Linked DNA regions of Mus musculus: region 1 is linked to region 2. Evidence: chromatin loops called from intact Hi-C (ENCODE). Cell type or tissue: heart. All regions are shown on one strand. Each heading gives the region's core, and the rest is flanking DNA. Links, peaks and the distances in the headings are about the cores only.

Region 1 (10,376 bases), core at 4,270-8,269, 120 kb after region 2:
GAGACAACTCAAATGGCCAAGAGGCACTTAAAAAATGTTCAACATCCTTAATCACCAGGGAAATGTAAATCAAAACAACCCTGAGATTCCACCTCACACCAGTCAGAATGGCTAAGATCAAAATCTCAGGTGACAGCAGATGCTGGCAAGGATGTGGTGAAAGAGAAAAACTATTCCATTTCTCGTAGGATTGCAGGCTGGTACAACCACTCTGGAAATCAGTCTGGTGGTTCCTCAGTAAACTGGACATAGTACTACCTGAGGACTTAGCTATACCACTTCTGGGCATATACTCAGAAGATGCTCCAACATGCAATAAGAACACATGCTCCACTATGTTCATAGCAGCCTTATTTATAATAGCCAGAAGTTGGAAACAACTCAGATGTTTCTCAATAGAGAAATGGATAAAAAAAAAATGTGGTACATTTATACAATGGAATCCTACTTAGCTATTAAAAACATTGACTTCATAATATTGTCAGGCAAATGGATGGAACTTGAAAATATCCTGAGTGAAGTAACCCAGTCACAAAAGAATACATATAATATGCATTTACTGATAAGTGGATATTAGCCCAAAAGTTTGGAATACCCAAGTTGCAATTCACAGACCATATGAAGCTCAAGAAGAAGGAAGACCAAAGTGTGGATGCTTCAGTGCTTCTTAGAAGGGGGAACAAAATACTCATAGGAGGGAATTTGGAGAGAAAGAGTGGAGCAGAGACAGAAGGAAAGGCATCCAGAGACTGCCCCACCTGGGATCCATCCCATATACAGTCATCAAATATGGACACTATTGTGGATGTTGGGAAGTGCTTCCTGACAGGAGCCTGATATGGTTGTCTCCTGAGAGGCTCTGCCAGAGCCTGACAAATACAGAGGTGGATGCTCACAGCCAACCATTGGACTGAGTATGGGTTCCCCAATGGAGGAGTTGGAGAAGAGATCGAAGGAGCTGAGGGGGTTTGCAACCTCATGGGGGTGGGGGGAGATACATTGTCAACCAGCCAGAACCCCCGGAGCTCCTGAGGACTGGACCACCAACCAAAGAATACACATGGGGGGTGGATCCATGGCTTGGGCCTGGTATGTGGCAAATGATGGCCTTGTTGGACATCAGTGGGAGGAGCGGCCCTTGGTCCTGTGGAGGTTTGATGCCCTAGTGTAGAGGAGTGCCAGGGAAGGAAGGCAGGAATGGGAAGGGGGAGCACCCTCATAGAGGCAGGAAGAGGAGGATGGGATAGGGATTTTTCAGAGGGGAAACCTGGAGAGGGAATAACATTTATAAAATGTAAATAAAGAAAATGTCCAATAAAAGAAAAAAATTTAAAAATTGCTATTTGAGATGACCTCCTCCCAAAGAATTTGTTTTTTTTTGTTTTTTGTTTTGTTTTTGCAATGAGAAAATGAATTATTCTTTTAAGAATTACTCAACTTTTAAATAAAAAAGCTAATTTAGATGTATATACAATTGGCTTATTTTGGTTCAAAGTCAAAATATTCAGATGTCTATTTAAATGTTAGAAGCATAGCTTACTTTGCATAGCTTAACAATGGAATACATAAGTTGTATAGTGTTACAGCCGATACCCTTTTCTCTTGACCTTGTATAGATAGTCTAAAAATGTGACTTGGAAGAATTAGTGATTTCATAATATTTCTGAGAAGCAAAAGATATTTTTGCTACATTCCTTAAAAAAAATAGTTGGTGATTGTAAATGTGTGTCCTAAAAAAAATGCACTTGTGAGAAATTTAAATTTGTGCTGTTTCCTGATTAGATTAGAATAGGGTTTTTGTTTGTTTGTTTGGTTTGGTTTGGTTTGGTTTGGGTTTTTTTGGCAGTTTGTGCACAGTTGAAAGTATGTTGTATAGAAAGACCAGGAAGTATAGATAGGTTTGGCTTAGCCAGCAGCTCCAAGAGCCGCCCATGTCTTCTTGTCCCTGACTTTAGGAATTCATGAAATCATGCGGTTTGGGGTATTTCTTTATCAGGTCGTCTGAAAGTAAACAACACTCATTTTCTGAAAAATTGAAATCAAATGTTTCATGCCTTTCAACACAGGCTCCATATGTACTGTTAAGCATAAAACTGTGTGTAATCTGAAAAGGTAATTTATGAAAATCTCTGTCTGCTCTCCCCTGTCTAATTTACATAATAGTGGTGAATTCAATGAGCTAACATCATAAAATGTACACTTTAGGAACTTACATTTAATCAATATCATTGAATTCTAATCATTTTCTTTTTTCCCTGGTTGTTTTTGACATAAGAATCTGCTCAGGGCTGGGGAGATAAACTACCCACCTGAGTTTTCCCAGGATTTACATAAGAAAAGCAGGACCCAGTGGGCTCTGGCAGCAGAGGTGGGGTTGGCTGGTCTCTAGGGCTTACTGGCTAGCAACTTAGCCTACATGGTGAGCTTCCAGACAATGAGCGAGGAGGTTCTGTCTTCAGAACTGTGTTTGGACAACTTTTTTTCTAAGGAATAACACGTGAAGCTTTCCTTTGGCCACTATATCCACAGGCACCAATGTACCACGCACACATGTTTACCTGTACACTTAAATGTGCACATATGTGCACATACGCACATATGCAATCTACACAAAAATCTACAACTACTTTTATTTGTAACAACTCTTGCGTAATAGATGCTGTGGATTTAGTATAACAGGTCAGTATAAACAATACAAGCAAAATATTGGCAGGTGGTCAGAGGAGCCAGCACTGAGTTCTCCAGACATGGTCTAATCATCAAATCAAACTGTCCTAAGAGGCTTCTCATTGCATTTCTCTAGATCGTCACTAAGATCATTGCTGATCGTTATTTTCGTAAGTAAGCCAGGGGAGAGCAACACTCTCAGAGCTTTGCAATTGTCTTCCAGTTTGGTTTCCAGGTGCTTTGAACTTATGCTACCCTGTTAGAACACTCTGAAGTCAAGTGAGTACTTCTAGAATAAATCCAAGACATTGAGTGACTGAAGGATCACATCTTGTTAGAATCAGAAGTAAATTCTAAGCTCAATTGTCTGCTTTGAACCTCCTTTATAACAGATGAGGGGAAGCCATGGGAAGCACAACACAATTTAAAACCAGTCAAGGCAATCCAGCATTGGCATTAGCCTGTCTATTGCATTTTGAATGGTTAGTACTGATGTGTTGACTTTTAATTTACCAATATCCAGAATCATAAAATTAAAGTTGTGGGCAGAGTACAGAACAAAGTGATAGTAAAAAATCAACATTTATTTTTCCCGTTTCTAGGTACTATTTCTAGGCACTGTTCTAGGTACTATTTCTAGGTACTGTTGTAGGTACTATTTCTAGGTACTGTTCTAGGTACTGTTGTAGGAACTATTTCTAGGTACTGTTCTAGGTACTATTTCTAGATACTGTTCTAGGTACTATTTCTAGGCACTGTTCTAGGTACTATTTCTAGGTACTGTTGTAGGTACTATTTCTAGGTACTATTTCTAGGTACTGTTCTAGGTACTATTTCTAGGTACTGTTCTGATTCTCACAATTCTGATTGGCTTCTCCCTGATCATCACTTTTCATCTCATCTTCTAATTTTGTGTCATGCTCAGGCTGCTCTTTGAGTCTACTCTAAAGACGTCTCATGTTTGTACTAACGTAAGGTCACACTTTTTGTCAAAGGGTCTTGTCACAACAAATCTGCCCTGTAATTCTATGGAGACTGTTGATGAACATCCTTAGCAGGTGTAGATCCTAATTTTGTGTCTCTAGCTGTACTTAGTTTTTGAGAATGAGCAAGGGTTCTCCACCATTCAGACACTGGATTTAATACTGATTTTTTTTTCTTTTTATTCTGTAGACTGGAGAGGTGACCTGGTTCCCTCACTTGTCTTTAATGCCTTTTTTTTTTAAAGGTTTATTGTTAGTTTTCCCAGCCTAGTGTTGAATTGATAGAAAAGTGATTTCTCCTTATCATTCGCACTGTTTAGATTGCAGGTAGTGCCATGATGTCTGACTCTGGAGTATGCTCAAATATCCTGTGTTCTCCCAAATAGATGATAGATGGGACAAGGTAGTTAAAGTGAGATGGAGGAGAAGACCTCGTCCGCATGCAAACCTATCCTAAGATCTAGCTCCTATGTGAGTCTATGGATTACTCAGGTTAGAGGTGACCGTGTCAGACCTTAGACACCCCAGGTCAGGGACCAGAATTCAGTCACTGAGATTACCTGACAGCTCAGCATGTCACAGATCTTCATTTAGGTAGGCGAAGGCTATTACAATCCAGAAGGACTAGGAGATAGGTCCCTGAGACCAGTGGTTTTGATTTGATACGAGAGGAGGGTGAGAGGAGGGATGTAATTGGTACAGGGCATGGGACCATGTTTAGATTTGTTGGAAGAAGAGCTTGATCAGAAAGGACCAGGCCACAGGAGGCAACACCCTGAGTGTGTTTTAGAAACATAGTAACTCAGTTAATTTCTGGTCTGCATTCACTACAATATTCTAGGTTGCTGATGTCTCCCCCATAAAAGAAATCTGACGAGCCACGAGGAACCTGTTTGAGAAGATTACTCTTCTTTTAAGATAAGAATGCTTTTCCTGGCCAGAAACTCAGCCTGTGTTTAGAAGCTGTTGTGTATGGCATAAATTAATTCTTTATACAATTGATGCAAGTTGGCAGATCTGAAATTTGAACTTAGTTTTTTTCTGGTTCAAGAAGCAATATGAGTAACTCAAACAAGAAAATTTAGAGATATTTGGCAAGGAAATAAATCTTGGGAGGTGACAGAGTAGAAGGGAGATGATCAAAACCAAGCAAATGCCATCAGCCAGGCGGAGTGGATTTTAACTGAAAGGGAAGTGCTCGTGCTTGTAGTTCCTTATCTAAAATCCACCGGCTCGGTGGAAACGTCCGAAGCCCTCACATGAGTCACATGACAACGGGAATTGGCACAAGAAATAGGCCACAGACTTTTGCTTGGAAATCATAGTCAAGGGTGAAGCTATGAAGAAAGCTTGTCATGTGGCAACAAGCCTCCTCCTGCGGGGGAGAAAGAAACGGGAGCCAGTGTATGAAGAAAGGTGATTAGATGTTTGACCATAACATAAACGGAGGGAACTTAGGTGAGTCTCTGGATCTCATTGTCTTTGTCCATGGGCATTTCTAACAGTAATTGTTCCATGCTTGTCTCCACAAGGTGTCCAAGCCCAGGGGGCCTCTGAGGCTGAGGGAGGACGGTCTAGAGATCTACTGCCTGGGTTCTCTCGCAGACCAGTGGGCTAGAGATCCAGGTGGGATGGAGTTCATCCTTGTTTCCCATTAACCTAGACACCAAGGCAATGCAAGTCACCATGAAGGCTAGCTGTGGAGGCTAGTTGTCTGGAGAAGTCAGCTCATTACTGTGCCTATAAATACACTGTATAAATTACAGGTTTGTTTATACATGTAACTGTGGTCTTACTATCTTCCTCACCTGTCTTAATAGACCAGAGAAAACTCAGCCTTAGTGTTATATAACTGCAAAGTATGCACTGGACAAACTGGCTGATGACAATCTTTCAATCTTGAGCATATTATACAGGTAATTTGGGGGTTTCATATGAGTCCGGTATGAAGTGGATGTCACAGAATCCTTGTATTTTCTTTATGAAAGATTCCATCTTTTTCTTATGCAGATGAAAGTCTTTGTAGAACCACATGGTCCCCGTCTTCAGTTTTACCTATCTTTTTCATTGGGAAAGCGATGATCACTCAAAAAAAAAAAAAAAAATTCATCCAGCTTTTTAGCTTCTCTCAAATTCTGAAGGTTTTAGCAAAAAAAAAAAAAAAAAAAAACAAACAAACAAACAAACAAAAACAACAACAACAACAAAACAACAAAACAAAACAAAACAAAATAATACAAAACAAAACGGGCCTGACAAGGTTTAGGAGTTGAGTAGCAGCGCCACCTTGTGGTTCAGATCTGCCACTGTTGGACGCTATTCCCACCAAGGCGTGACTGAGTGATTTGCTGAGTTTGGGGATAAAGTCTCTAAAGATGCAGTGGGGTCATGCGAGTGAGACCCTGGTCTGGTAGAAGTGAGAAAATAATTTTTTGCTGTCTATAGTATTTTGTTATTTCAGCTTAACCATAATAAAATACTAGTCTCACTTTGAATGTAACTTCTGTGGGTATTTGCGAGTCTGGTCTATGAACGTGGAAGTTAAGAGCAGCGAAGATCCTTTTCCTTTGCTTTGTGTGCTGGCAGAGACAGAAAGAATTTTTAATAAAGGCCCTGGCATGGGAGGTGCACAGGCTGATGCCAACGGACAGAACTGGCAATGGCTAGGATATTAAGTACAACAGTGCTGCTTGTGAGGCAAGAGCTGTCTTTACTTAACACTTATATTTTATGTATGTATGTTTGGCCTGCATGAACATACACCATGTCGTGCAGTGCCACAGACACCGGAAGAGGAACTGTGGTTACAGAGGGTGGTGAGCTGCAGGTGGGCGCTGAGAATAGAACCTGGGTCCCCTGGAAAAGCAGGCAATGGAATCTTCCCCAAAAAGTGTAAAACTGTGCAAAATGTATATATATTTACATATAAAAATGTATATTAAGAGAGAGAGGATAACAATCTCTCTCTTAAGAGAGTTCATTCTCAAGGGTAGTTTTATATGACTTCCTTTCTGGAAACGGTCACTTCTTATTTCTTTGTTATACGGGAAGACCTAATGGAAGGCCTTTTAGGATTCTGGAGCAAAGATCTGAAGCATCATTTGATATACGTAAAGATCTCCTCATCCCCGAGGAACTCCTCACTGGGGAGAACCAGATCTTGGGAACCAGCATTGAGCATGAGAATACACAGCATTACAAGACCAACCCATTATGTCATGGTTTGCATATGCTTGGCCCAGGGAGTAGCCTGTCGGGAGGTGTGGCCCTGTTGGAGTAGGTGCAGCCTTGTGGGTGTGAGCTTTTATACCGACATCCTAGCTGCCTGAGAGCCAGTATTCTGCTAGCAGCTTTCAGATGAAGATGTAGAACTCTCAGCTCCTCCTGCACCATGCCTGCCTGCATGCTGCCATGTTCCCACCTTGACAATGGACTGAACCTCTGAACCTATAAGCAGCCCCAATTAAATGTTATTCTTATAAGAGTTGCCTTGGTCATGGTGTCTGTTCACAGCAGGAAAACTCTAAGACACATTACAATGTGAATTCTTTGGAATGAATTATTGAGGACATTTTTTTTCCCGTGTTGACTCTGGTTTATAGAATATATACTGGTTATGTTTCAACATCTGGGTCTTCACAGTCTCTCTGAGCAAGACAACAGGTTACCGATTTATGTCCTGGGCCTAGTTTAACTGGGAGTAAGAGCCTCCAAAGTGTTTGTCCTTTTACCTCTTATGTTTTTGCTATGTTTATTCTTCAAGTTTGGTTTTAAGCACTCAAAGGTCTGAGAAAAGGCTAAGGTACAAAGCCCATTTGATTTCTTTTTACCTTTGATAAAACAGATCCAGCTGCAGGATAATTCTGAAGCACAAATTGCCAGTTATTGCCTATTTATTTTAAAACAAATGACTTCAATTGCCAGTGGTATTATACAAGGCCAAGATAATCTCATTTATTAAGGCTTTGGTAATTAATTGGTCCCAATTATAGAGAATACACAAGAGAGGAAATCAGCACGTCTTTTCTGGCTGGAACAAAACACCATGACCAAAAAGCAAGTTGGGAATGAAAAGTCTAGTCAGCTAACTTCCAAATTGCTGTTCGTCACCAAAGGAAGTCAGGACCGGAACTGAAGCAGTCTAAATATTGGTCTAAAAAAAACCAAACAAACAAAAATATCGTGATAAAGTGACTCTTGATGATATCCCACTGTACTCATAGATCAGTGCCTTGTTCAACCATCACCATCAGAGAAGCTTCCTCCTGAAGTAGATGGGAACAAATACAGGGATTCATAGTCCGACAATATGCAGAAAGTAAGAAATATTGGAACACTCAATCCTAAATAGGATGTTGGCATAAAATCCCTCCCCTCAGAGATGAGGGAATCCTGTGGAAGAGGAGGCAAAAAGAGTGTAACCCCAGAGAGGGTGGAAGACACTAAACACCAAGGCCCTCTAAATCAACACGAGCAAAGCTCATATGAACTCGCAAAGACTGAACTGTCATGCATAGGGCATGCACGGGCCTGCACCAAGTCCTCTGAGTCCGGACTGTAGCTTCTAGTTTACTGTTTTTATGGATTCCTGAATGTGAACCAGTGGGTCTCTGTTTGTTGTGCCTTTTCTTGATCTTTTCCTTCTGTATGTTTGTCTTGTCCAACTTTGATGTGATGGGTTTTGCTTTATCTTATTATATTTTATTTTATTATATCTTTTAAATGGGTGAATGAGTGAATGAATGAATGAATGAATGAATGAATGAATGAATGAAAACGTAGCCACAAGGGTAAAGATTAACAACGGATCTGTCACTTATACCTGCTGGGAGAAGTAAAGTCAGTTTTCTCCAGTAGAGCAACACTGGGTATATCAACCACTCAAGGACTGGCTGCATGTTCAGGAGTAGTTGGCCAACATATAAAATGGACGCCACAGCTTTCTGTGTGTGGGTGTGTTGTTTTACTTCTATTTGTTTACAGATTGATGGGTTATTTGGAGACTTTTTTTGTTTTGTTTTGGGAGTTTGGGGCTTGTAATTGTATTGTGATTTTGTTTTGTTTTGTCTTGGTTTTTTTGAGAAAGAATTTAAAGTTGGGTAGGTAGGGAGGGGAAAGACAGTGAAAGGACCTGAGAGAGAGAAAACCATTATTAAAAGTTATTTAAATATAAAATTGTTTTAAATTAGAAAACTATAATTAAAACAGAAAAAGCAATGCATATCTGAAGCCCCATCTTGGTGCAAACTGGTAATAGGGGAAATTCGGGAAAGGAAGATGGAGGCTTAAACTATAGCAAGATCCTACAGCTGAGCCTAGTGTAGGAATACAGGGAAATGATAGGAAAGGAATTATAGAGAGCCTTCATAGCTTTCTATCAGGATAGGTATGTGGGGGAGGGAGGGCCCATATTCTCTTCATCAACCTCCTCCCCACTTCATGTTCCCGTTCAGACTCAACCCTTCCATAGCTATCTATTCTATCTCTTTCCTAACAAGACCCATCTGTCCCCTCTCATCCCTAACTCCTTACCTTCTGTATTTCTGTGGATTGTAGCTTGACTATCATTGACTTCACAGCTAATATCCACATATAAGCAAATATTTATCTTTCTGAGTCAGGGATCGCTTACTTATGAGGCTTTTCCCCCGTAGATCCATCCATTTGCCTTCAACTTTCATCATTTCATCTTTTTTAAATGGCTGAGTATACTACGTTGTGTAAATATGTCACATTTTCTTTACCCCTTCTGTTGAGAGACATCTGTGTGGTTTCCAGTTTCTGACTATGATGAATAGAGCAGCAAGGATCATGATTGAGCAAGTGTCTTACTGATAGGAAGCATCTCTTGGGTATATGACCAAGAGTAGTATAGTTGGATTTTAAGGTAGATCGATTCCCAGTGTCCTGAGGAATATCCACACTGATGTCCATAGTGTCTTATGAATTTGCACTCCTTCTAGCACCCAATGAGTTTTTATTCCACATTGTCACCGGCATACGCTGTCACTTTTTTTTTGCTGTTACTAGCCATTCTAGCAGGTGTAAGACACAATCTTAAAGTAGTTTTGACTTGCATTTCCCTGGTGGCTAAGGATGGCACACGTTTCTTGTGTGTTTCTCAGTTATTTGAGTTTTGTTTATTGAGATTTCTGTTTAGATAGGTACCACATTAAAAAAAAACCTGGGTTATTTGTTTTCTTGCTATCTAGAGTCTTAAGTTATTTATATATTTTTGGATATTAGCCCTCTATCTGATATGGAATTGGCTAAAAAACTATTTTCCCATTCTGTAGGCTGCCACTTTGTCAGAGTGATGGTGTTCTTTGCTAGAAGATTCTCCAGTCATGAGTTCCCATTTGTTTATTAATTGTTGATATGAGCTCTTGTGCTAATGGTGTTCTGTTCAGAAGTCTTTTCCTGTGCCAGTGAGTTCAAGGCTGTTTCCTGATGGGGTTTCTCTGCCAAAGAAATAAGCCAATTTAGCTGAATTAAAAGTAGAAAAGGCACATTTATTTGAGTATGGGCTCCTGGGAGAGTTCACCTGTCTCAGGGGACTAGACAGGCAAAAGATTCCAGGAAGACTATGGCATAAGGTTTTTATAGACTGTGGTTGGGGACAGGGGCTTGGGTGACTGGTAACTTTAGGTGAGGGGGTTTGTGACAGCTGTCAGGAATGTGGGGTTAGGCTTTTTTGTGTCTTTTCTGTTCAGAGGCTTTCCAAGT
Region 2 (10,376 bases), core at 4,050-8,049:
ATGGTGGCTCAAAGCCATCTGTAATGGAATCTGATGCCCTCTTCTGGTGCGTCTGAACACAGCTACAGTGTACTCATATAAATGAAATAAATCTTTAAAAAAAAGTGAAAGTAGTAATAATCTATAAAATACATGACTTACTAATTTTTAATAACTACTGCTAATTTCTCCTTATTTTTTTGACCTATTTTTTTAAATTGTTGAGACAGTAAGAGTTCATTACCTTCTTCTTTTTTCTTTATTTTTTTAGAAAGCAAATTCTTTTTTTCTTTTTTTTTTAAGATTTATTTATTTATTATATGTAAGTACACTGTAGCTGTCTTCAGACACTCCAGAAGAGGGAGTCAGATCTCATTACGGATGGTTGTGAGCCACCATGTGGTTGCTGGGACTTGAACTCAGGAACTTCGGAAGAGCAGTTGGATGCTCTTAACCACTGAGCCATTTCTCCAGCCCTTTTCATTTTATTGTTTTATATGTATGTTTGCTTGTATGCATGTCTTCTGTGTGCCACATGTGTGCCTGGTGCTCAGGAAGCCAGAAGAGGGCATTGGGTCTCTTGGAACTGAAGTTACAGATCATTGTGAGCTGCTATGTGGGTATGGGGAATTGAACTCAGGTCCTCTGGAAGAGGACCCATGCTGGTAATCCCTGAGCCATCTCTAGCCCAGTTTCCTTTGTTTTTGTTTTTGTTTGTTTGTTTGTTTGTTTAATGTTGGTTTTGTTTTGTTTTATTGAGACAGGTTTTTTCTAAGTAGCTCTAGCTGTTCTGGAACTCACTATGTAGACCAGGCTGGCCTTGAACTCAGAGATCTGCTGCCTGCCTCTGCTTCCCAAGTGTTGAAATTAAAGGTGTATGCCATTACTGGCCCCAGCTTCCTTCTTGTGTAAATGCTGAATCTTAAAACTGAACTAATTATACGCCTATGCAATATAGCACTATTAGATAGAATAGATCAGATAAAAGGAAATGGGTTATGTAACAAGGAAAATTTAGACACAGCAGCCAGTTGCATCTATTATAGCCAATACAGCTATGCTTACTCTTCAAATAGTAATAGTTTTAGGACTTTTGAATACTGTCACATTTGTGCTATACAGTGGGTTATATTTTTATTCCTATTTTCCAAGTGAGGAAACAGACATAGTTTGGTGATTTGCCTAAAGTCATATCAAGTTCCTAGTAGAATGACGATTTGAATCTTAGTAGTCTAATTCCAAAGTCCATTGTTCTTAAACACTTACTACCTAGATTTTATGAAATAATCATATTCTCCCTTTTTTGACAAGATTCTTTTTTTTTTCCTATTACCCAATTTTCAAAGGTTCTGTTAAGTTTTTTCTTTAATTTCTTTTATTGAAATCATTGGTAGGCTTTATAAATACAGTTTTTGTCAGACCATCTTCATCCTGCATACCCTGTCCATCTTCCTCTCCTTCCTCTCTCTGCTCTCCTCACCACCTTACTCTAATCTCTTTTCTTTCAGTATCCCTTTGCTGTGACATTATATGTGTGGAGAATTTTTGAGTATATATGGCAATATGTATCTTTGTGCAATCTTAAGGTCCACAAAGTAAGAGAACATTTATTTAGTCTGGCTTAATATGGTCTTCTTACTGTTTGTGGTCTGTCGCACTTTCCTGTTCGTCCCTCGGTCTTCTGGTGTAGTTTTTGTTTTCCTACAACCTTACGTGGCCTAATCTTTTGCGTGTGTACAGGCCTTTCACATTATCTTCGGTAGGTTGGCTTAGTAGTCATTAATTGCCTTGCTTTATGTTCATCATGAGAAGGTCTTCAATTAGGAAGAATAGCTTTCCTGGATATAATAATCTGAGCTCGAAGTTATTGGCTCTCAGAACTTGAAAGTACCCTGTTTCCTGCCTTCTTGGCTTTTAGAGGATTTGCTCATGAGTTTGTCATTCTGACGGATCTCCTTTTATCTGTGACTCGTAGTTCTCTCTTGCAGCTTTTATTATTCCTGGCTCTCTGTGCTCAGTAATTTAACTGCAGCATGCCATGGAGGTGTTCCTTTCTCTTGTGTGGTATTCTAAATGTCTTCTCTGTATGGGGTTGGCATTTCTGTTAGGATTTTATTTTCTGTGCCTTCAAAATGAATTTCTTTTGTCTTTTTTCATACTGTGTAGATAATGGTCTTTTCATGGTGTATCATAGACGATGTGTGTTCATTCTTACTATTTTTTCCATTCATTTTCTGACTGTTCTGATTTGTCTATTTTGTTCTAAAGCCCTTGTACTCTGTCTTCACAAGATCTGTTGGAGGGGCTTTCCAGCAAGCTTTTGGTTGGATTTATTGACGTTTTTATTTGGGTTGAGTTTTTTTCAGTATTTTTATGCATTGAATCGTTCTTTCATGCTCTGTATTGACTTGATTTCAGTCTACTCTTTATATTCTCTTTGAGCTTATTTGGAAGCTTTTTCACATTGTCTTTTAACTTCATTGAATGTTTTTGTTTCACTGATTTTGTTTTGTTTTGTTTTTTATTTATTATTTTATTTACAGTCCAGCCATTGTCCCCCCTTCTTTTTCCCCCCTCCCACAGTTCCTCATCCCATTCTTCCTTCCCCCTGCCTCCTTCCCTGCCAGGCCTCTTCTCTCCCTGGGGCCTCTCAGAACGGGGCGTGGGGGGGGTGTTAGTGGGGTAGAGGGTGGGGGGAGCTTAGACCAGGCCATGGTATGCTTCCTGGTTAGTGGCTAGTGGCTCAGTGTCTAGGAGCTCCCAGGGGTCCTGGTTAGTTGAGATTGCTGGTCTTCCTATGGGGATGCCATCCTCTTCAGCTTCTCCCGTCCTTCCCCTAATCAACCCTGACTTCAGACCCATGGCTAGGTGTAAGTATCTATTGGTTGGGTGTGTATACAATGTACACCATAGCATCAGTAATAGTGTGCCTCCATGAGATGGATCCCTAGTTGGCCCGTCATTGGACTGCCTTTCCCTCAGTCTCTTCTCCATTTTTGTCCCAGTAGTTCTTTTAGACAGGAACACTTCTGGGTCAGAAATGTTGACTGTGGGACGGCAACCCCACCATTCCACTTGAGGTACTGTCTATCTACTGGAGGTGGACTCTTTGAGTTCCCTCTCCCCACTGTTGGGCATTTCATCTAAGGACCCTGATACTTTCTAGAGGGTCCCCCCACTTCACTGAATGCTTTTGATAGTCATTCTTTTGCATCTTTTGTCTTAGAGTTCATTCTAACTCCCTTGCATTGGGACCCATTGCTATGGAGTTGATAGTTTTGAAGATATCTTTCTTTGATTGTTTGCATTTCGGCATAGGATTTATGCAAGGTCATTGGCTTGATCATACTGTTTCAGTTGAAGTATTTGCAGTGGTCAAGTAGGTCAAGTGGACAGTTGGATTAAGCTGTGGTCTTTGTTTGTTTGTTTGTTTGTTTGTGCCATTCCTTCCCACCAAGCTTTTGCTGAGGGAGCAGCTACTGTCTCCAGCATTACTCTTAGGCTAGAATATGAACTATAGATGCACTCTCAACTGATGGATAGGCTTACAGTGAAAAATACAGTAATATCAATAAAAAATAACCCCTTTTAACTCCAATAATTTTGCAGAATAGGATGCATTGTATACTAAGATATTAGTCACTTAGAGTTGGAATGAAAAGTAATCTTCTGAGTGAGACTGGTGATTAACACAGAAGAGTGAACAATGAAGGAATTGGAGATGGGGTAGCTTCAATTAAAGCAGGAATGAAAACAGAAAGGGCTGAAGAAACACACATAGTTCAAGCAATCCCAGTGTCAGGCTGACAGGACGTTTCACCAGCCTTGGGCTGACTGTGCCCCTGGGAGCCTTTCTCTTCATCGTGGCTGCTCCTGCTGCTCTGGACACTACTTCTCTTTCTCCTTCCTCTTTCCTTTCTTGTGTGTGTGTATTTGTTCACCTTTCTATGTATCTACTTGTGTATGTTACAGATTTGTGCACATGTGTGTGTGTGTGTGTGTGTGTGTGTGTGAGTGAGTGAGTGAGAGAGGGGGGAGAGAGAGAGAGAGAGAGAGGGAGAGAGAGAGAGAGAGAATGAGAATAGAGGCCAGAAATCAATGCTGTCATTCTTAGCTACTATTCACCTTATTAGTTTTTAACAATTGAAATTGGTCATTGACAATTTCATAATACATACATATATATATGTACATATATGTATGAAAATTACATTCTCATTGCTTTTTTTTTTTTGCCTCACTTTCTCTCCCATTCCTGCTAACATCCCAGTTGCCCAAGAATCTTTTTCCTACATTCATGATTTTTTGTTTTATTTTGTGATCCATTAAGTTTAAGCAGGGCCATCTTTGTACCCTGTACCATCTTTGAGTTTGAAGCACTGGTTGGAACTTGGTAGGTGTATAAGTAGGTACACAATCAAACTCTCTCTCCCACTAATTCAGCGGGGAGGAATTGGACCCCACGAGTTATGACTGCGTGTTGACAAGGCCGGGGCAGGCCCAGTGAATCTGCTTATTCCTCTAAAGCCATTTGTGTATGTTCTCTTGATGACTCTTTGCAGTCACGTGCTGCATGCCATGACGTCACTTTAGTATATACAGGTATTTTCTCTATGTGCTCACATCCCTGAGTGCACGATGGTATATGTCTGAACTAACACTTCCATGTGTGTAAGTAATTATCCGATCTCTACACTGGCCCATGCTTGCTTCTCTATTTGGGCTGGGGCTTTCTGGGGATAGAAGTGGCTTTGTGATTCTGTTTCCTGGGTTAGCTGATCCTTCTGTTGTTTGCCTTGCATCTGGAGGCTGCTTTGTGGGCATTGTTTAAAGTTCTTGATACTATACATCCTACTACTTGGGAACTAGTAAGACTTACTCTAGTCCATGATCCAGACCCTGTGTCTACCACTTAGAATACTGTGTGCTCCTCATCAAAGTTTCCCCAACAGCCACCCCCTGTTAGGAGTGTTCTGCGTTCTAGGACTGATGATAGTTCCCTTACACCTGTTCTGGGTGATGCAGAGAAGATGTTTACCTGTCGATCTGCCCAAGCTGCTATCTCAGCATAGGTCTTTTTAAATGACTTGTATGTGCTACAGCCAAATACTGAGAAATATGAATGTGGAATATGGGTCTTCACATCTCTGTCTCGTTGAACTGTAAACTTCTCAATGATAAGTCTGGTATTGCCTGTACTTTCAGTGTTTGCCTTATTTTTTGTTTTGTCTTTGGACTTGGCCCCTGACTCTGTCTGAGGATTTGCACAGATGCTCTTCACATTGGCTTTACAGATGCCTGCCTGCCTTCCCTTCCTTTTCTGCCTTATAAATTAATAACCTTGAACTGAGAGTAGGGCTACCTGAAACTCTTCTTTGTCCTAAGCTGAGCTTCTCATTCTCTCTGGTTTTTCTCAGTCTTCCTTTAGCAGTAGAGTATGCCCCAGTTGGGCCTTGAGTATTTTTAGAATCAGTTGTAGACATTCCTGGGCTGACTATTCAGTGTTTCTTTCTTCTCTGCGGAAGCTAGTGCTTGCCTGTCATCACTCCCCTCACACGACAGAGGCTCTCACAGTCCCTGCTTTATGTCCTGTGAACTTAACAGTCTGCATGGACTTGTCACCTACTGTCTTCCATATTGCTAGGTTTTGTTGGTTTTAATGTTACATCAGTGTTTTAGTTGAACAAATGAGCACTGAACTCTAGGCATACCTTCTCAAACGTAGGCATGGTGGTACTAGATTATAAGTGTAGCTGTCTGCTCATAAAACCAAAAGCTTTTAGCAGATTTGTCATTTGCTTGGCAAAAAAAGACTTTTTGAAAAATGTTTTTAAAAAGCAAATTGTACTTAAACAACTTCTGTATTGCATTTAATAAGCATCTTGCTTTATTATATTTTATTTTGAAATTTTCAATTTCAGAAGAAAAATTTCTGTACAGTACATTGAAAGTAGTGATTCAGAGGAAATCGAGACAAGCGAACTGCCCCAGAAAATGAAAGGTAATATGATTTGATTTGACACTCTGTCGTGTATTCTAATATTCTGATGTGCCCATTTGATATTTTTGTTTTATTTTAGGCAAGCTGAAAAATGTACAGTTAAATACTAAAAGTAGAGTAAAAGGTAAGTACATATTACCCCTTCTCAGACTTTTATAATCTGCATGTAAAGATTATTAAAATAAAACCTCATCAATTGACATCTTAATCGGTCGACTTTAGCAATAATTATCAAATGCAGCTGCTTTTGAACTCTTTCCTGCATTTGACCTTCTCATGAACTTACCATATGTTTTAGATAAATTAAATAATGCAAACTCAATGAATAATTTCAATTAAAAAATCTAGGATAGAAAATTTAAGTAAACTTTAAGCAAAAGTCATTTTCTGTTACTTATAAAATAACTTGAATCAAACTTTGTATTTTTACATACATATACACCCCCTCCAGCCCAGCCCACCCCCACCCACCAACACACACAGTAGTGAACAGATTTGGAGTATCTTCTTGGCAGCATTCACATTATGCACATATTAAAGAATGAATACTGTTGATTTCCTTCATCTTTGAAACACGCTTTATATCCCTGTTTCAAATCGTCCTGTCTTTCTGTTAGCTGAGAATGTGGATTATGTTTAGACAATAGCTCCTCACTTACCTATGATACCAACAGCTTCACACTGGGGGAGACGCACTCCATCTTCTGCTTTCACTTCGTTTAAGTGAAGTCATAGTTGGTTCATGAGTGCATCATTTCTCTGAGCTATAGAGGTATACTTAATGTCATAAGTGCCAATGTTGTTTACCAAACACTATTTTTATTTAATAATATAACGTCTCAAGTTACAGAATATAGAAAGTTCCTAAGGAGGCACAGTGAAGAATTTTAATGATTTATTAGTGATTTTTCTTATCAGGATCATCTAAGGTTAAGGAAGATTCAAAATTTGCACTTACTTTTTTTGCCTCTGCAACACAAAGGAAAATGTTGAAAAAAGGTCAGTACGTCTAGTTTTCTACTCCCCCTCCTATTTGTAATGAAAAGAATTTAAATAACAATATCAAATATACTGTACTGGCTAGTTTTGTGTCAACTTGACACAGCTGGAGTTATCACAGAGAAAGGAGCTTCCGTTGAGGAAATACCTCCATGAGATCCAACTGTAAGGCATTTTCTCGGTTAGTGATCAAGGGGGAATGGCCCCTTGTGGGTGGGACCATCTCTGGGCTGCTAATCTTGGTTCTATAAGAGAGCAGGCTGAGCAAGCCAGTGGAAGCAAGCCAGTAAAGAACATCCCTCCATGGCCTCTGCATCAGCTCCTGCTTTCTGACCTGCTTGAGTTCCAGTCCTGACTTCCTTTGGTGATGAACAGCAGTATGGAAGTGTAAGCCAAATAAACCCTTTCCTCCCCAACTTGCTTCTTGGTCATGATGTTTGTGCAGGAATAGAAACCCTGATTAATAGAAACCCTGATATACTATGAAAAATTTGGAAAATATTGAAAAGGAAGAAAGCTGGTGTAGCTTTCTCCATGCCTTTCTCACAGTATTTGTTTTAGAAAGGGTCAAGGTGTAATGGGAAGAGTGCTCTCTCAAATCCAAGAGCTATTTATTCTTGTAAATCAACAAAGTCATTTATGATTGGTTCAAAGCTTGACTTGGATAAATTTAAATAAAGATATAGTTTTTACTGGGATTAAGATTAACTTTTCTTAATGTCATAGTTGCTTCTGAGTATGATGGAAAGAGATTGAATTAAGGATTCAATCTGAGAGAATTGTATTTCTGTGCTATGGTCTCCATTTGTAGCACAAGATCTTATTTCGATGGCTAATTGAGTAGTCACAAGGGATGCAATGAATAATTAAGAGACTTTAGATGTTAAATGATACAAAGACAATAAAGCAGTATGATGTGCATAAAAGTAGAATTGAATGTAGCCTGTTTAAAAATGATATATTTTGGAACTGGGTGGCTTAGGGGCTAAGAGCACACACCACTCTTCTAGAGGCTCCAGATTCATTTCCCCGCAGCTGACTTGGATAGCTCACATGCTTGTAATCCCAACTCTAGGGCATCCAACTACTTCTAGCCTCTGTAGGCACTCACACAGACACAGACACATATCATCTGCACACAGATAATTAAAAAATAAATTAAATATATTTAACTGGAGAGGTAAAATCCACCTTGAGTATACACAGTCCCATTCCATGGACTGTCAGCACTTGAAGAAGTTAGCTGAGCACCAACATGAATTTCTGTGTACTTCTTTTTTTTTAATTAGGTATTTTCCTCGTTTACATTTTCAATGCTATCCCAAAGGTTCCCCATACCCACCCCCCCCCATGTGGATGTGGATATTGTGTGTGACCAGCTGCTTAATGCTCTTGGTGCTGTGATTTTTCCATCCACTACAGGCTATGTTCTCAGTTTGTGAGCCAAAGTCAATCCTTGCCTTTACTTTTTAAACTTGCTCTTGTCAGGTATTTTGACACAAAGACTAACAGGAAATTGGTATTGAGCAATGGCACTGTTGCTGTGATAAGCCTAACAGTGGTTTGTAAGCATTTAGCATTGGTTTGCAGGTAGAATGTGAAAGATTTTAGAGCTGTAGGCTGTAGTCTGTAGATGCCCTATAGACAAGAGACTATTGGGCTGTTCTGGTGGGAATTTGGAAGATCAGAATGCTGAGAGAAATGTGGATAGTAGGGACTTAGCTTGTCAGGTTTCAGGAAACTTTCTTGGGCTAGGAGCCTATTATGTTTTAATCTGGCAAAAAACCTGCTGAATTCTGTGTATGTCTTGATCATTTGAGTGGTCCTGAATTAAAAAGCGTTGGTTGACTAGTTGTTTAGCACAGGAATTTCAACACAGGATAGCACTTAGTCTATGTTATGGTTACTTCTTACTGCTCTTAGCCATGGTGACAGAGAAACCTGCAAGTAGGGCAGGAAGCTAAGGCAAACACACAGCTTGGGAAGTATGAGAGTTTACAGCTGAGTCAAGTAGACCTGGCTATCTTGGAACTCAGGTCTGTAGACCAGGATAGTCTTGAACTCACAAAAATCTGCCTGCCTCTGCTTTCTGTGTGCTGGGATTAAAGGCAAATACCAGCATTCGCATCCCCACCTTCAGCCCATAAAATTCTTCTGGATTTCTTTCTGTGTAGATGATGATTGCTGAGACCTTATTGAGATGTATAGTTCAGGATTTTAAAAAGCAGGTCTACGAACAAGTCTGTCAATGTCTTGTTCTTTTAGGCATGTCTATGATGGAGTGCTCAGAGGCATGTGACACTGGAGAGAGGACAAGAGCAACACTGATCATCTGTCCACTCTCTGTGCTCAGCAACTGGATTGTAAGTCTAAAGCCTTTCAGCTTAAAGTGGGATGTTAACATGTTTGTCTGTAAGAACATGGTGCTATACGTATATGTGGCATTCATTTTCATATATGTTAAACGAATTATATTTGTTGAAGTAATTACCTTTTTTTTGAAGGCTTATTTGATTAACTTAATTGCTGACATAGGGTTTAATTTGTACTTCTGCTTCTGCCATTTTTGTTTCCCCCAAGAGGACCATATTTCTAATTTAACACTCCCATTCTACTGAGTTTGGGAATTATGAGAATTCCACTGATAGCAACTTCTATAACTGTTTATAACATCACATGTGCTTGCTTGGTTTGTCCTTCATTTCTTCTCATAGATTTTTCTCACTTAATTGTTACCATTCTCAGTTTCTAAGTGACCAAATTGAAACAGAGAGGTTAATTTACTTGATTAGGGCCATCCAGCCAAGAGAGAGCTTGAATGTGGTCACCAACCTTTGACCCTGTAGTTCTTGTTGTAAGGTAACCAACTAGAAAAGCGTGTCTCCCCCCCCCCCCCCCCCCCCCCCCCCCGCGAATTGTTTTTCCTTTTTGAAGAACATTGCATTCTTGTATGTTCTGTGTAAGGAACAGCCTGCTTCTATGTCCCTTCTAATTTGAACCTCAAGCTTTGTTTTATAATGAAATATTATTTTGGAAGCATTTAAACATAAAGACCACTGGATGTGTCCTTTCATTCTTGCTGCCTTCAAGGATAGCTGTCCCCTCCTGATCTGCCCTCTCTCAGGAAGAGGAAGTCCTGCTCTTTGTAAAACTGTTGCCTTAATTTTTATGTCTTATTCCATTTTTCCCATTTCCTTTTTCGATTTTCTCCTTTCTCTTAGTTATTCAGTCTGATCCCACTGGGTTTCTTCATGAAAAATATTCAGTTGCTCATTTTAAATACGTCATTTAATTAGGTTTCCCACTGAAATTGTTGCTCTTATGTATTCCGTCCCTGGTGTAGCCCTTCGCTGATAATTTCTCTTAAGCTCTTACTCCCCGAATTGGCTTCTGTTTT

Evidence for each region. Peaks named below come from ENCODE experiments on the same cell type or tissue, not always from the same donor. Only the 100,000 strongest peaks of a DNase experiment are listed, where the experiment ranks them.
Region 1: it touches region 2 in a loop (2.8-fold over the local background); 8 of 42 quality-filtered maps call a loop at or near these places.

The regions. Positions count from the first base shown.
Region 1 is chr3:20,193,166-20,203,541 of GRCm38, forward strand. No RefSeq gene overlaps it. Among named protein-coding and RNA genes, the nearest start is that of Gm31320, 24 kb to the right of the region's middle. In heart, for the core only: a CTCF peak has its summit at 5,950 (motif pointing left); no DNase peak of the experiment used is centred there; H3K27ac peaks cover 543 bases.
Region 2 is chr3:20,076,852-20,087,227 of GRCm38, forward strand. Hltf (helicase-like transcription factor) reads left to right here. Exons shown (of 25, transcript NM_009210.3): 11 at 5,901-5,980; 12 at 6,060-6,104; 13 at 6,899-6,979; 14 at 9,245-9,342. Among named protein-coding and RNA genes, the nearest start is that of Hltf, 24 kb to the left of the region's middle. In heart, for the core only: no CTCF peak of the experiment used is centred there; no DNase peak of the experiment used is centred there; H3K4me3 peaks cover 289 bases; H3K27ac peaks cover 2,324 bases.